Regions from separate parts of the Homo sapiens genome. Here region 1 is linked to region 2. Evidence: chromatin loops called from intact Hi-C (ENCODE). Cell type or tissue: lower leg skin. All regions are shown on one strand. Links, peaks and the distances in the headings refer to the core of each region. The heading gives the core; the rest is flanking DNA.

What was found. Peaks named below come from ENCODE experiments on the same cell type or tissue, not always from the same donor. Only the 100,000 strongest peaks of a DNase experiment are listed, where the experiment ranks them.
Region 1: a loop joins it to region 2, with 6 times the contacts of the local background. A loop is called at or near these places in 1 of 110 quality-filtered maps.

The regions. Positions count from the first base shown.
Region 1 is chr2:241,390,127-241,394,515 of GRCh38, forward strand. The region is part of intron 2 of FARP2 (FERM, ARH/RhoGEF and pleckstrin domain protein 2); the gene reads left to right. Among named protein-coding and RNA genes, the nearest start is that of FARP2, 36 kb to the left of the region's middle. RefSeq lists a silencer at 3,026-3,085. In lower leg skin, for the core only: no CTCF peak of the experiment used is centred there; a DNase peak (open chromatin) is centred at 1,998.
Region 2 is chr2:241,079,608-241,083,996 of GRCh38, forward strand. It overlaps SNED1 (sushi, nidogen and EGF like domains 1), which reads left to right. Exons shown (of 32, transcript NM_001080437.3): 28 at 2,070-2,186; 29 at 2,670-2,757. It also overlaps a transcript of MTERF4 not described here. Among named protein-coding and RNA genes, the nearest start is that of SNED1-AS1, 18 kb to the left of the region's middle. In lower leg skin, for the core only: no CTCF peak of the experiment used is centred there; DNase peaks (open chromatin) are centred at 2,064, 2,564 and 3,214.

The DNA of each region.
Region 1 (4,389 bases), core at 162-4,161, 310 kb after region 2:
TTGGCCCCGTGGCATAGTGCTTGTGCCCCCACTACAGATGCCCAACCCCTTGCTCTGTCCCTATTGCTAGTGGTGCTTCTCCCCACAGTTTTGTGATGCAGGATTTGAGAGTTCCTACTTTTGCTGAAAATAGAGTTTCTTATTTACCTTTTTGATTTTGAACGAGTCCAGCAAATGACTAAGGAGATGACAGCTGGCACTGCCGTCTTCAGGACAGGAGTCACGAGGCATCTTCTGGATTATCATACCCCAGTGTCTGCTACAGCCCCTCTCCTAGGTTCCTCGTAGACACATTTGTGATTCCTAAATTTGGATTTTCTTTCATCATTTTTATCTCTAGAAGAATGCATCTGTTTATTTTTCCACACCACTGATTCCAATTCAAGTCTTGTCCATCTGTTGTTTGGGCCTCCTGTTGAGGTTCGGTTTCTGGAGTCATCTTTGTAATATCCCCTTTTCATTATTTAGTTGGATTCTTTTTCCAGTCTCCTCTCATTTTATGAATACCTTTACCTCTAACACTGACCTTTTTGGGGATCTTATTTTTTTCTTTAATTTTAATTTTTTCCCATTTTTATTAATTTTTATACAAAGGCAATAGTTGTACATAGGATCTTATTTTTTTAGATTATGTTTTCTTTGGTATACCAGGTTTACTCATTCTTCGGTGACTAATTTCTCTGCTTTTCAGGTAGGTCTCTGTAGTTCAAGAGTTTGGTTTAAATGTCTAACCATTCTTAGTGTCTGTGTATTTTTGCAAATGAGGTTCAGGTTGATCAATAATGGTCTTATTGGCCTTTTTTAAAGGCTGCTATTTGATTTCCCAGGCAGGCTTCCCTTCTGAAAATGACAGCCACCTGGCCACAGGGCTGTGGGAGTGAGCTGCGTCCTGACCATAGTGAGTGGGTGGGGACGCTGACAGACACGTTTCCTTTTTGTGAGTTTTCACAAGTACGCACAAGTAAGGACAGGCAAGCTGCTGGAACTCTTTTGGTTGATGAAGAAGAAAGAAAGGAATTGCTTAAGAGCTTGCTTTGAGAGATCTTACTGCTGAACTAAGCTACTCTTCTGTTTTGCTTTTTCTCAGATGCTAAGTAAAAGACAGTAAAGAAGAAAATAATTATATGTTTTGTGCCCAACTCCTAAAACAAGCCAGTTAGTAGCAGGTTGCTTCTTTGGCTTCTGGTGTTTGGCATACACTGTCTGCAAATGTGCTGGGAAGATGGGGTTGTAGTGAAGCGGGGCCTCCTTCACCTTGGGGTGTGTCCTTCTTGATGTGCCCTTGCCCAGGTGGAAGACTTTAATAGACATAAAGCAGTAATGGGCGAGTGTTCTACATCACCTGCTTTTGTGCTCAGATGGCAATCCCCTCCACATTTCCACTGGTGTCTCTGTGAGGAAGCTCATCGCAGGTTTTGTATTCTCGGGCCCACCTTCCCCCACTTCTGAGAGCACTAGAAGGCACAATTTTCTCTCCTGATGAATTTGGGAATTCAAGTAGGCAGCTAGCAGAATAGACGCCAAGTGAACCTCCATTTAATGACTCTTCTTCCAGTTTTCAACCTCATCTGGTCGTGCAGAGCTTCTGCTACCACTACATTGCAGTAGTTAGGAGGACCACTGTGGATTTGGCTTTTTTTCTCCCCACTCTTGGGGAAGAACCCTTTTTCCCAAGCTCAAGATGTTAAAGCTGTACAGTCGTTTTCCAGAGAATACCATTGAATCGTTCAAGGGCCAGTCAGGAGACAGAAACTGTACCAGTAATTTGAACAGGGAAATTTAATAGAAATAATGATTAACCAGCAACAGAGGATTAACTACTAAGACGGGAGGGAGATGCTAAAGAATATAGGACCAGGAGATATGGTGAGCAGCTGCCACACCAGGGCTGAGGGAAGGAATATCCAAAGAAGCAGCAAAGTTGAAAGAGGCCTTCTCTCGCAAGGCTGAGGTGCAGACCCATTGGCATTGGATGGTGAAGTTCACTAAGGTGCCATAGGAACCGGCTGGCAGGGAGGAAACTGCCCACCAGTGGGACCGGAATGCCAGTGAAACTCATAGGATGGTGTGAGCCGCTGGCTCTCCTGCACACAGCTAGCAAGAAAGCCAAAAGCCCAGAAATGGGGAGAGAAGGCCCTTCTTGTTGTATCTCCCCAGAGCCCTCTACTGGCAAAGCCAGCTTGTGTAAAAGGAATGTCTACAGGGTGCTACTCCAGTGTCACAAAGCAGGGTAAAGAAGGGTGGGTTTGGAATGGAAAGGCAATAAATAAGTAATTGAGTCACCAGTATTAACAGGTTCAAATTGGGGGATTTCATGTTGTACTGTTTCCTTGAGTAGTTTAAGAGAAACGATTGTAGAAGAGCTAGGGTATGAATGAATCCATTGATACATAAGCTCAGTTTTTGCCCACATCTCATGGTAGAGATGATTTATCTGCCAGTTGGTCTCTTCAGTCTAGAAAGATGAAGTGCCTGGGGATTCATTTGTCCCTCTATGATACAGAACCCTTCCCTTAGAAGCAGAAGTAGCAGTCTGGATGTGTTGGCTCATACTTCTAATTGCAGCACTTTGGGAGGCTGAGGCGGATGGATTACCTGAGGTTAGGAGTTTGAGGCCAGCCCAGCCAACATAGTGAAGCCCTATCTCTGCTAAAAATCCAAAACCTATTATCTGGGTGTGGTGATGTATGCCTGTAATCCCAACTACTTAGGAGGCTGAGGCAGGAGAATCACTTGAACCCGGGAGGCAGAAGTTGCAGTGAGCCGAGATGGCACCACTACACTCCAGCCTGGGCAATAGAGCGAGACTCCATCTCAAAAAAGAAAAAAAAAAAGCAGAAGTAGCAGTTAACATCTTTTTGCTGAGATTTAACGCTACTCCTGATGGTTCTTTTTTTTCTCTCTCTTTTTTGAGATGGAATCTCACTCCATTGCCCAGGCTGGAGTGCAGTGGTGGCATCTCAGCTCATTGCAACCTCTGCCTCCTGGGTTCAAGCAATTCTCCTGTCTCAGCCTTCTGAGTAGCTGGGACTACAGGCACCTGCCACCACACCCGGCTAATTTTTGTATTTTTAGTAGAGACAGGGTTTCACCTTGTTGGTAAGGCTGGTCTCAAACTCCTGAGCTCAGGTGATCCACCCGCCTCGGTCTCCCAAAGTGCTGGGATGAAAGACGTGAGCCACTGCACCCGGCCTCCTTATGGTTCTTAGTGCAATTTGGAGTAGAAGTTTGGTGTACAGTATTTTAGGAATATGTGAGAACCCAAGATTTGAAAATGTGCCAAAATGAGAGTGAAATGCCTATCAAAAATGTTGGTGACCTTTCAAAGAATGTAGCTACAGTTTCCTTTTGAGCGCTCAAGATTATTTTCATTGTACAGTATAATATTATAAAAGGAAATTTGGGATTGATCTAATTAGGCAATAAAAATCTTAAGTAATGAAACTTACAGTACAGATATGAATTATATAATAGGAGGGGCCATCTAGATAGATAGAGGAGTTATAATTTGGCAAATGAACTGTAAATGAGCACATGAAACAAGTTAAAGGACAAAAGCTGTTTCAAGAAGAATTTTCCCACAGAGCTTAAGACAAAGAATAAAGAAGTACTTTGTTAGCCAGGCCTTTGTCGCCCATTTTCATCTAGACACAACCTTTAATAGTTTTGTAAATGTAAGTTTTTAACAATATTGTTTATACCTAAGCCTGGAAAAGGACCTTAACACCATGACCAACTAGAAAACTGGAAACACTGAACAAAAAGTTTTGCTTTTTAACTTGTATTTTTTATACTATGTTCTTAATACTGTTTCTCCTCCAGCCTAGTATTGAAACAGTTCTGATTTGAGTCAATGTTGAGTTCAGCAGGAAGCACAGTGTGATGGCGGGGTTTTCTTCCATTCTGAGCATCTGGATGATGCCAGTGCTCTAACTGGCTGTGAGGCCCTTCCGACCTAGTGCAGGGAGAATCTTGTTTCATCTGATCATTTGGTACTTTGGGAACATGCAGTGATTATTGTAGTCCACCTGATAGTGAATTTCTGTATTTTTAGGACCAGAAGGTATGTTTTAAGTCGAGAAGATTTGAAAGGATAAAAGTGGACATGTGGGCCAGGTGCTTTGGCTCACGCCTGTAATCCCAGCACTTTGGGAGGCCGAGGCAGGCTGATCACGAGGTCAGGAGATTGAGACCATCCTGGCTAACACGGTGAAACCCCATCTCTACTAAAAATACAAAAAAATAGCTGGGCGTGATGGCGGGCACCTGTAGTCCCAGCTACTCAGGAGGCTGAGGCAGGAGAATGGCATGAATCCAGGAGGCGGAGCTTGTAGTGAGCCGAGATCGCGCCACTGCACTCCAGCCTGGGTGACAGTGCGAGACTCCATC
Region 2 (4,389 bases), core at 157-4,156:
TTGTTTTACAGTTTTGACTTTAGAACCAAAAAAAAGGTTTTAAAAACAATAAAAAGAAAAGGCAACACCTAAAAATTGAAAACATACTGAAATAAGTAAACCTAGTTATCATGTGGATGGCATAACCACACAGGAAAAAAATATCATTGCAAGCGATTTTAATAAGAGTAGTCTGTTCACCCCTAATGGAATATGGTCTAAGGATAAAAAGCATCGCCAAGGAATGTTAGGCTATACTCAGTGATCTTAATGTTAGTAGTAATACCTGAATTGTTATTTTGAAATGATTGCATGTATATGGTAGGATAAAGAAAATAATTGTTAACGCCACCAAGATTTTCAGTGTAAAGAATTAAAAATATAAAATGAAAGAAGTTAAAAATCTTGTTTGTTTTGGCTGGGCGCAGTGGCTCACACCTGTAATCCCAGCACTTTGGGAGGCTGAAACGGGCAGTTGACTTGAGGTCAGGAGTTTGAATCCAGCCTGGACAACATGGTGAAACCCCGTCTCTACTAAAATACAAAAATTAGCCAGGCATGGTGGTGCGCGCCTGTAGTACCAGCTACTCGGGAGGCTGAGGTGGGAGAATCACTTGAACCCAGGAGGCAGAGGTTACAGTGAGCTGAGATCGCGACACTGCACTCCAGCCTGGGCAACAGAGCAAGACTCCATCTCAAAATAAATAAATAAAATCTTGTTTGTCTTTTGATTCTGTTAATTTGAAATGGAAATATTAGTATGAACTCATAATGTGTTTATTTTTTAAAGAAGCCTAATTTTCTAGTTCTGTTCATTGAAAGGCCTGAAGCTGTGACATCCCATAATAGGGAGCGGTGTGAGTGCCAGGCTGTGGGCTCTAGATCTCGTTCTCACCAAGAAGCCAGTGATCTTTGGAGAAATGGGTGATTCCAAGACTGAAGCAGGATGTGGACAAAATAAGCCCAGGACATGTTGTGTAAAAAGCAAGCAAGCTTTCAAAACAGCAGACCATGTCCTGAGGGCGGGGAGCCAACCTGAAGGGCTCCCGCTGTCCAAAGACAGAATAAATTGAGCATCAGGAAAACAACTGACAGCAATGGACGGAAGCCCATGAAATATACCAATATCTCTGTGTTCATCGTGATGCTCAGAAAGAAGAAGCAACCTAGTGGGCAACTTTGGAGCTTGCTGAGGACCAACTCGGTCTGCAGGCACACAAGCAAAGGAGCAGGGTGGAGCCTTCACGCTGCCGTGCCTGTGTGGACCAGTCCAGGGTGACCACGGGGTAGGTGAGGGAAAGCCTGTCTTCACAGACCACTCTCCAGCTGGTGAGGGCAGGAGCGACAGGGACAGACACAGGTCTGTGAGAGGACAGCCCTTGGATCAGGGATCTCGATGTCTTGCTCGAGCCATCAGGTGCAAGGCCCGTGGGGACTTTTTTCTGGGTTGGTCAGGCTGCCAGCACTGGACCAGTGACCAGTCCTCGTGTCACTCGAGTGGGACTTGGACACATCACAGGCCGCCTGGGCTGGCTGGGGGTGCACACGCATCCCTGGGCAGCAGCCCTGCAAAGACCATCTGAACCTAAATCCTATCAAGCACCTCTCTCTAGTGAGAGTTCACAGGAAACACAGGGGTGGGATCAAGTGAGCAGTAAGTCACATCCATTAGAGCACCAGGAGGGACCTCAGGATCCAAGCAGCAGAAACCGTGTTCAGGGGCAAAGCCAGCAAGGGTCGGGGTGGGGAGGGGCCACAGGCCAGTGGGGGCTCAGCACTGAAGGCCCCGCTCCTCCCTCCCTCTCCCTCCTCCTTCTCCTCCTCCTTGTTTTTGTTTGTCTTCCTTCCTTCCAGTAATGAGGTCAGGGCCGAGCACACTGCGGCCTGTCTCCTCACCTCTGCTCTCTCTCAACACCTGAACTGGGACCACGCTCTAGGGCCCAGAGGCGTTTGGGAGGCCACCGCAGCACACCACAGAGGAGTGCACGGCCACCCTGCATCAGGTCATCAAGGAAGGGACAGCAACATGTCCATGAGGCAGGCCTGTCCTGGGGTTCCAGTGACTAACCTCTCGTGACCTCTGTTTCCAGACGTCCCTGGCAACTGTTCAGAAAACCCCTGTCAGAACGGAGGCACTTGTGTGCCGGGCGCAGACGCCCACAGCTGTGACTGCGGGCCAGGGTTCAAAGGCAGACGCTGCGAGCTCGGTAAGTCGGGGCTTGGCCTCAGGGCGCCCCTTCCAACACAGCCTGTGCCTCAGCCTAGGACTGCTGGGCCACAGCTGGGTTTGCCACGGGAGCCTCCAAACGATGAGGTGCCAGACAGGGAGTCTGGTGCACGGGGCTGACCCCTGAGCCCCCAGGGGCTGCGCTGCTGCCCCAAGCACCAGGATGAGAGGTGCTGCCCATCACGGGGGTCAGAACAGCCACAGCATGCGAGGCACAGCTTCGGAGGGCTCCCTGACCCAGCCAGAGCGGTGTCAGGAGAAGGGACTCTCCACCCCCACAATACCAACCCACCCCGGCCTTAGAGGAAGCCAGCTGCAGACCCCCGGGCCCTCTCCCACCATCCCGCCTTGGAGGAAGCCAGCCTAAGGACCCCCGGGCCCTCTCCCTTGGGCAAGGCCTCTCAAGAGGGGCAGGAGGAGCCGTCAGGAGCACCTGGTGAGCCACTGCCCTTCTTTGTCGCAGCCTGTATAAAGGTGTCCCGCCCCTGCACAAGGCTGTTCTCCGAGACAAAGGCCTTTCCAGTCTGGGAGGGAGGCGTCTGTCACCACGTGTAAGTTGGTTTCTGTCCTCCGCCTTACCGCATTTGTCGTGTGTTCTTGACTCCTCAAAGTGCTGTCTCAAAGCTACCCAGCTAACCCTGAGGAGGGACGATGGCTGCAGTCACAGAAGGGACTTGCTTTGACCATCGATTCCCTCCATGTCACAAATTAGGCAGCTGAGGCAGAAAAACCGAATAACTGCCCCAAGTCCATGCAGCTCAGGAGCAGGGGCTGAGAAGAACGCAGGCTCCTGGTCCCCAGGCCCCCAGGCCTTCCTTCCCACACATCAGCCCAGTCCCCACTGGATGGCAGAGCCAACTGATGTGACCTTCCTCTCTTCTCTTCCTCAGAGCCCCCTGGAAAAACAAACAGCTCATGAGAATGCCGGCCCCAGTTCTGCCATTAACTCATGATGTGGCCTTAGGCCCCCCATCTCCAAAATGGGCTGTGGAGGGAGAGATGCCCAGCCCATCTCTTAGGTCCTTTCTTGCTAACACTCTATGACTCTGTCGGTCACACAGTCCATTTAGTCAACAGATGACTTACTGAGCACCTGCTGTGTGCCGGGCACTGTCCATTTAGTCAACAGATGACTTACTGAGTACCTGCTGTGTGCCGGGCACTGTTCTAGATACTCAGCACACATCAGAACAGAGCAGACCAAAGCCCTGCCTTCAGGACCCGTTCATTGCAGATGAGGGGACAGACAACAGACAGCAGTGAGAGTGTGGTGTGTGGTGTGGCAGGTGGTGAGTGCAAAGGGAAAAAGGACGAGATGACAGGACGAGACCAGGAGAGCCTGCTGGGGATGGGCAGGGCTGGTGCAGCAAGAGGGCAGCCTCCTGGGGAGGGCGATGCTGAACAGACATGGAGGAGGGATGGACATTCCAGAGCCAGAGGACAGTTACCAGGGCCCCAAGTCAGGAGTGTCCCTGGCATGTTGGGGGAGAAGTGGAGAGTGGTGAGAGGTGAGGGACAGGGAACCCTCGGGGCCATGGAGACCCACAGAAGGACTCTGGTGTTTGTCCGGCATGAAATGGGGAGGAGCTACTGAAGGGTTCTGAGCAGAAGAGTGACATGTTCGATTACACTACTTTGGATGCTCTGTGGAGAATGGGATGTAGACGGGCAAGGGTAGAAGCTTCATTAGAGCTTGGACATGAAGCCAGGTGTAATATGTAGCAGGAACACATATGAGATACTAATCTGTGTTGGGATTTGGGAAGCCGTGTTGACAGCCCACTGAATTCGGATTCTATGCAGTGAGAGTCCGAATCCACAGTATCTGCCATCTTCCCGCTGTGCTTAGTTACACCAGTGCCTGCTGGTGACCACCAAGTATCCAACAAGAAGACCCTTCACTTCCTGAAAGCATTCTATCCTTTCACTTTTAACCTATCTGCATATTTCAAGTGACTTTCTAGTATTTAACATAGAGGTGGGTCTTGCTGGATATCTAGTCTGACAGTCTGGTTTTTATTGGAGTATTTAGACCATTTACTACCTTCCACATAATGGCTGATGTGGTTGGATTTAAACTGCCATATTACTATTTGTTTTCTATTTTTCCCACCTGCTTTTTGTTCCTTTTTTCTTTTTTCCTGCCTAATTTTGGATTACTTTTTAGGATTCCATTTTGTCTC